2 separate regions of the Homo sapiens genome follow, and region 2 is linked to region 1. A link is an interaction called in ENCODE POLR2A ChIA-PET data of the cell type or tissue named here. Cell type or tissue: Caco-2. All regions are shown on one strand. Each heading gives the region's core, and the rest is flanking DNA. Links, peaks and the distances in the headings are about the cores only. Region 1 holds the start of SERPINF2 (serpin family F member 2). Region 2 overlaps PRPF8 (pre-mRNA processing factor 8).

Region 1 (2,904 bases), core at 106-2,605:
CCAGCCTGGGCGACAGAGCAAGACTCTGTCTCAAAAAAATAAATAAGACCATCTTTGTAAACCCTGAGTACAATGCTTGGCACTCCCCCGATGGCTGGGGTCAGCTTGGCTCAAGGCCACCTCTTCTGGGAAGCCTGCCCTGAAGCCTCCACCGCAGAGCTCCAACACAGAGCTCCTACCCAGCCTGCTGCATCCATTTAGCCTGTCTTTTTTTTTTTTTTTTTTTTTTTTGAGATGGAGTTTCATTCTTATCATGCAGGCTGGAGTGCAATGGCACGATCTCGGCTCACTGCAACCTCCACCTCCTGGGTTAAAGCGATTCTCCTGCCTCAGCCTCCCGAGTAGCTGGGATTACAGGCATGTGCCACCATGCCTGGCTAATTTTGTATTTTTAGTAGAGACAGGGTTTCTCCATGTTGGTCAGGCTGGTCTCGAACTCCTGACCTCAGGTGATCCACCTGCCTCAGCCTCCCAAAGTGCTGGGATGACAGGCATGAGCCACCACGCCTGGCCCCAACCCGTCTTTCTCAGGCTGGTCAGGTCTTGCCCACAAGGCTGGACATACCTGTGAGGCCCTGAGGTCTCACCATGGGTGGCAAGGCAGCCAGAGAGCTGCCTTTTGACCCAGCAGCAGAGCCCAGTGAATGACTCTGGCCAGAGCCACCTCTGCACTTAGGAGCATCACAGGCCTCTGCTCCAGGCTGGCTCTGGGAAGGGCAGGTGTTGGTCTCAGGAGGATAAGTCAGAGCAGGTCTCAGCTACCTCCAGCCCACCCCCATCTTGGGGCCAACCCTTCTGGAGGATCCTTTGGTCCCCCCGGCCCCACCCCCATCCCACACAAGAGCCCTTGGCCAGGGCCCCGACTCCGACCTGGGCATTAGAATCTTCTTGCCAAGAACAGGCTCCAGTTTTTCAAGTCCCAGAAGAGGCTGGGGAGTGACAGGCCTCCTGAATAAATCCCAGACCCCTCAGCCAGGGAGGCAGCTCCCTCCTCCTCTCCTACCCAAGGAGCAGGCCGAGCAGCCCCTCCCCTCATACCTCTGCGGGCTCCTTGCTGCCACACACAACGTTCCTCTGGCCCCACTTGGGTGCTCCTCACTCTCTGCCCAGGCTCCAGCTGGCCCAGCCCACCCCTCCCCTCCCACCAGGACCTTTACTCTCAGCCAACCCCTGTTCAGATTGCTTTCTCTTCTGGTAAATATTGACTTGCACATCCAGTTAAACATTGATCTTGAAGCCAGAAGCCCCTTTCCCACCAGGGCATCTAACCCTGAGGCAGCCACGCAGAACCCCCTATATTTGGGTCCCCCCCCCCGAGCCTGGAAAGAGAAAGTTCAGGAGGAGAGAGTTGAAGAGACTGGATCTGGCTAGCCAAGAGGGCGGATCCAGAAAGCACAGGAACCTAGCACTGTGTTAAGCCTTCCAGAGACCCCACGAGGTGTGGATTATCCCTGGTTCAGCCAGGCTCAGAGAGGCCATGTGACCTGCCCAAGGACACAGAGCTGGGCTGAGGCACATCCAGATTCTCACTCCCAATGTCCTTTCTTCTCCCAGAGAGCTGCCTCCCGCTCCTGAGGGGAGGAAAGGGGAAGCCACAAGAGCCTATGCAGAGAGCCCAGGATAGGAAGCCCACCCCCAACCTTCCAAGCCCAGGATCAGGTTGGCTGCCTTCAGACTGGGATGGAAGGCAGGGGGTGAGGGAGGAGAAATGAGAGGGACTCAACTTCTCCCACCGTCCTGCCACTCCAGAGCAATGTCTCTTTCCCCTACCCAAGAGCGAGGGTTCTGGAAACTGACCTGGGGCTGTATGAACCAGAAGCCTGGCAGCCCGTGCAAAGATCAGGCTGCTTCCCACCCTCACTGTCCGGCTCCTCACTCCCTGCATCAGGCTCCTTCCCACCCTCACTGTCCTGCTCCTCACTCCCTGTATCAGGCCCCTTCCCACCCTCACTGTCCTGCTCCTCACTCCCTGCATCAGGCCGCTTCCCGCCCTCACACCTGCTCCTCACTCCCTGCATCAGGCTCCTTCCCACCCTCACTGTCCGGCTCCTCACTCCCTGCATCAGGCTCCTTCCCACCCTCACTGTCCGGCTCCTCACTCCCTGCATCAGGCTCCTTCCCACCCTCACTGTCCTGCGCCTCACTCCCTGCATCGGGCCACTTCCCACCCTCACTGTCCTGCTCCTCACTCCCTGCATCAGGCCGCCTCCCACCCTCACTGTCCGGCTCCTCACTCCCTGCATCAGGCCGCCTCCCACCCTCACTGTCCTGCTCCTCACTCCCTGCATCAGGCTCCTTCCCACCCTCACTGTCCTGCGCCTCACTCCCTGCATCAGGCCACTTCCCACCCTCACTGTCCTGCTCCTCACTCCCTGCATCAGGCTCCTTCCCATCCTCACTGTCCAGCTCCTCACTCCCTGCATCAGGCTCCTTCCCACCCTCACTGTCCGGCTCCTCACTCCCTGCATCAGGCTCCTTCCCACCTTCACTGTCCTGCTCCTCACTCCCTGCATCAGGCTCCTTCCCACCCTCACTGTCCTGCGCCTCACTCCCTGCATCAGGCTCCTTCCCACCCTCACTGTCTTGCGCCTCACTCCCTGCATCAGGCCCCTTCCCACCTTCACTGTCCTGCGCCTCACTCCCTGCATCAGGCTCCTTCCCACCCTCACTGTCCGGCTCCTCACTCCCTGCATCAGGCCCCTTCCCACCCTCACTGTCCTGCGCCTCACTCCCTGCATCAGGCCCCTTCCCACCCTCACTGTCCTGCGCCTCACTCCCTGCATCAGGCTCCTTCCCACCCTCAGTGTCCGGCTCCTCACTCCCTGCATCAGGCCCCTTCCCACCCTCACTGTCCTGCGCCTCACTCCCTGCATCAGGCCCCTTCCCACCCTCACTGTCCTGCGC
Region 2 (2,904 bases), core at 302-2,801, 78 kb after region 1:
GTGCTGGGATTGTAGGTGTGAGCCACCACGCCTGGCCTTGTTGCATTGATTTCTTCTCTTATCATTGCCATCCCTTTGCTAGTTTGTTAAGGTAAAAGGTTAGATTATCAATTTTGGACCTTTCTCTTTTTTTTTTTTTGAGACAGAGTCTCGCCCTGTCACTCAGGTTGGAGTGCAGTGGCGCGATCTCTGCTCACTGCAAGCTCCGTCTCCCGGGTTCACGCCATTCTCCTGCTTCAGCTCCCAAGTAGCTGGGACTACAGGTGCCCACCACCACACCCGGCTAATATTTTTTTTTGTATTTTTACTACGACGCGGTTTCACCGTGTTTGCGAGGATGGTCTCGATCTCCTGACCACCACCTGATCAGCTTGCCTCGGCCTCCCAAAGTGTTGGGATTATAGGTGTGAGCCACCGCACCTGGCCTGGACCTTTCTCTTTTTCTTTTTTTTTTTTTTTGAGATGGAGTCTCACTCTCTCACCCAGGCTGGAGTGCAGTGGCGCGATCTCAGCTCACTGCAACCTCCGCCCTCTGAGTTCAAGCGATTCTCCTGCCTCAGTCTCCCGAGTAGCTAGGATTACAGATGCCTGCCACCGCACCCGGCTAATTTTTTTGTGTGTTTTTAGTAGAGACAGGGTTTCACCATCTTGGCCAGGCTGGTCTTGAACTCTTGACCTCGTGATCCACCTGCCTCGTCCTCCCAAAGTGCTGGGATTACAGGCGTGAGCCACCGTGCCCAGCTGACCTTTCTCGTTTTTTTTTGTTTGAGACGGAGTCTTGCTCTGTCGCCCAGGCTGGAGTGCAGTGGCGCAATCTTGGCTCACTGCAACTTCCGCCTCCTGGGTTTGTGTCATTCTCCTGCCTCAGCCTCCTGAGTAGCTGGGACTATAGTCGCCTGCCACCATGCTCAGCTAATTTTTTGTATTTGTAGTAGAGACGGGTTTCACCGTGTTAGCTGGGATGGTCTTGATCTCCTGACCTCGTGATCCACCCACCTCAGCCTCCCAAAGTGCTGGGATTACAGGGGTGAGCCACCGTGCCTGGCCAACCTTTCTCTTTTTCTAATAGTATTATTCACTTCTGTAAATTTTCCTCTCAGCATTGCTTTAGCTGCATTCCTCCCTTTTTTTTTTTTTTTTTTTTTGAGGCAGAGTCTCACATTTTCGCCCGGGCTAGAGTGCAGTGGCACGATCTCGGCTCACTGCAACCTCCGCCTACCCTGTTCAAGCGATTCTCCTGCCTCAGCCTCCCAAGTAGCTGGGATTACAGGTGCCCGCCACCACACCCAGCTAATTTTTTTTTGTATTTTTAGTAGAGACAGGTTTTTACCATGTTGGCCAGGCTGGTCTTGAACTCGTGACCTCGTGATTCACCCGCCTTGGCTTCCCAAAGTGCTGGGCTTACAGATATGAGCCATCGTGCCCGGCCCCATTCCTCACATTTTAATATGTTGTGTTTTCATTTTTATTTAGTTAAAAGTATATTCTAATTTCCCTTATGAGTTCATATTTCACCTTAGGTTGTTTCAAATTATGCTGTTTACATATTTGGGGGTTTCCCTTATTAGTTTCTGCTTTGATTCCATTATGATTAGGAAACATGTTGTATATGATCTTAGTTTTAAAAAATGTATCAAGATTTTTTTTTTAATAATTAATTCATTTAGAGGTGGGATCTCACTCTTGCCTAGGTTGGACCCAAACTCCTGGGCGCAAGCGATCCTCCTGCCTCAGCCTTCCAAAGAGTTGGGATTACGGGCATGAGCTACTGCACCTGGCTGAGGCTGACTTTTTGATGTCCTAGCGTACAGTCTCTCTTGGTGCCTGTCCTATGTGTGCTGGAAAATATCTGTTAATCTGTATTCTGCTATTGTTAGGTTGAGTGTTTTACAAACATTAGGTCCAGTCAGTTGGTTACATTGCTTAAGTCTTCTATATCCTTAGTGATATTTTTTGTATACTTCTATCGATTACTGAGGAGTATTAGAAATCTCTAGTAATCCCAGCAGTTTGGGAGGCTGAGGCTGGTGGATTGCTTGAGCACAGGAGTTCGAGACCAGCCTGGGCAACATAGCGAAACCCCATTTCTACAAAAAAAATACAAAAATTAGCTGGGTGTGGTGGTACACGCCTGTAGTCCCAGGTGCTTGGGAGGCTGAGGCGGGAGAGTCTCCTGAGCCTGGGAGGTGGAGGCTGCAATGAGTGGAGATGGTGCCATTGCACTCTAGCCTGGGCAACAGAGCAAGACCCTGTCTTGCTTGAGAGAAAGATCCAACTACAGCTGTGAGTTTATTGTCTTTCAGGTCCATCATTTTTGAAATTCTGTTATTAGTTACATAATGTATTTAGGATTATTAGGTCTTCTGAACGAGTTGACTACTTTATCGTATCAAATATCCCTCTGTATTCCTGATAACATTCCATGGTCTGAAGTCTTTGTCTTAATCAGTAGTGCCACTCCAGCTTTGTTTTGTGTTTGCATGGGTGTATTTTTCCATCTTTTTACTGTTAATCTGTGTCTTTGTAACTAAAGTTTATTTCCTATAGACAGCATATAGTTGGCTCTTTTTTTTTTTTTTTTTTTTTTTTTTTTTGAGATGGAGTCTCTTCCTTGGTTGCCCAGGCTGGAGTGCAGTGGCATGATCTTGGCTCAGTGCAACCTCTGCCTCCCGAGTTCAAGCGATTCTTCTACCTCAGCCTCCCAAGAAACTGAGACTACAGGCGCGTGCCACCACGCTCAGCTAATTTTTGTATTTTTAGTAGAGACGGGGGGTCTCACCATGCTGTCCAGGCTGGTTTCGAACTCCTGACCCCGAGGCCCGCCTCAGCCTCCCAGAGTGCTGGGATTACAGGTGTGAGCCACCATGCCCGGCCTTTTTATTTAAATCCAATTTGACAATGTTT

Evidence for each region. Peaks named below come from ENCODE experiments on the same cell type or tissue, not always from the same donor. Only the 100,000 strongest peaks of a DNase experiment are listed, where the experiment ranks them.
Region 2: POLR2A ChIA-PET joins it to region 1 with 6 read pairs; 2 of 35 experiments call an interaction of 5 or more read pairs at or near these places.

The regions. Positions count from the first base shown.
Region 1 is chr17:1,741,043-1,743,946 of GRCh38, reverse strand. SERPINF2 (serpin family F member 2) reads right to left here and starts at 1,076. Exons shown (of 10, transcript NM_000934.4): 1 at 1,039-1,076. In Caco-2, for the core only: no CTCF peak of the experiment used is centred there; a DNase peak (open chromatin) is centred at 1,086; H3K4me3 peaks cover 706 bases.
Region 2 is chr17:1,663,401-1,666,304 of GRCh38, reverse strand. All of the region lies in intron 24 of PRPF8 (pre-mRNA processing factor 8), which reads left to right. Among named protein-coding and RNA genes, the nearest start is that of RILP, 15 kb to the right of the region's middle. In Caco-2, for the core only: no CTCF peak of the experiment used is centred there; no DNase peak of the experiment used is centred there.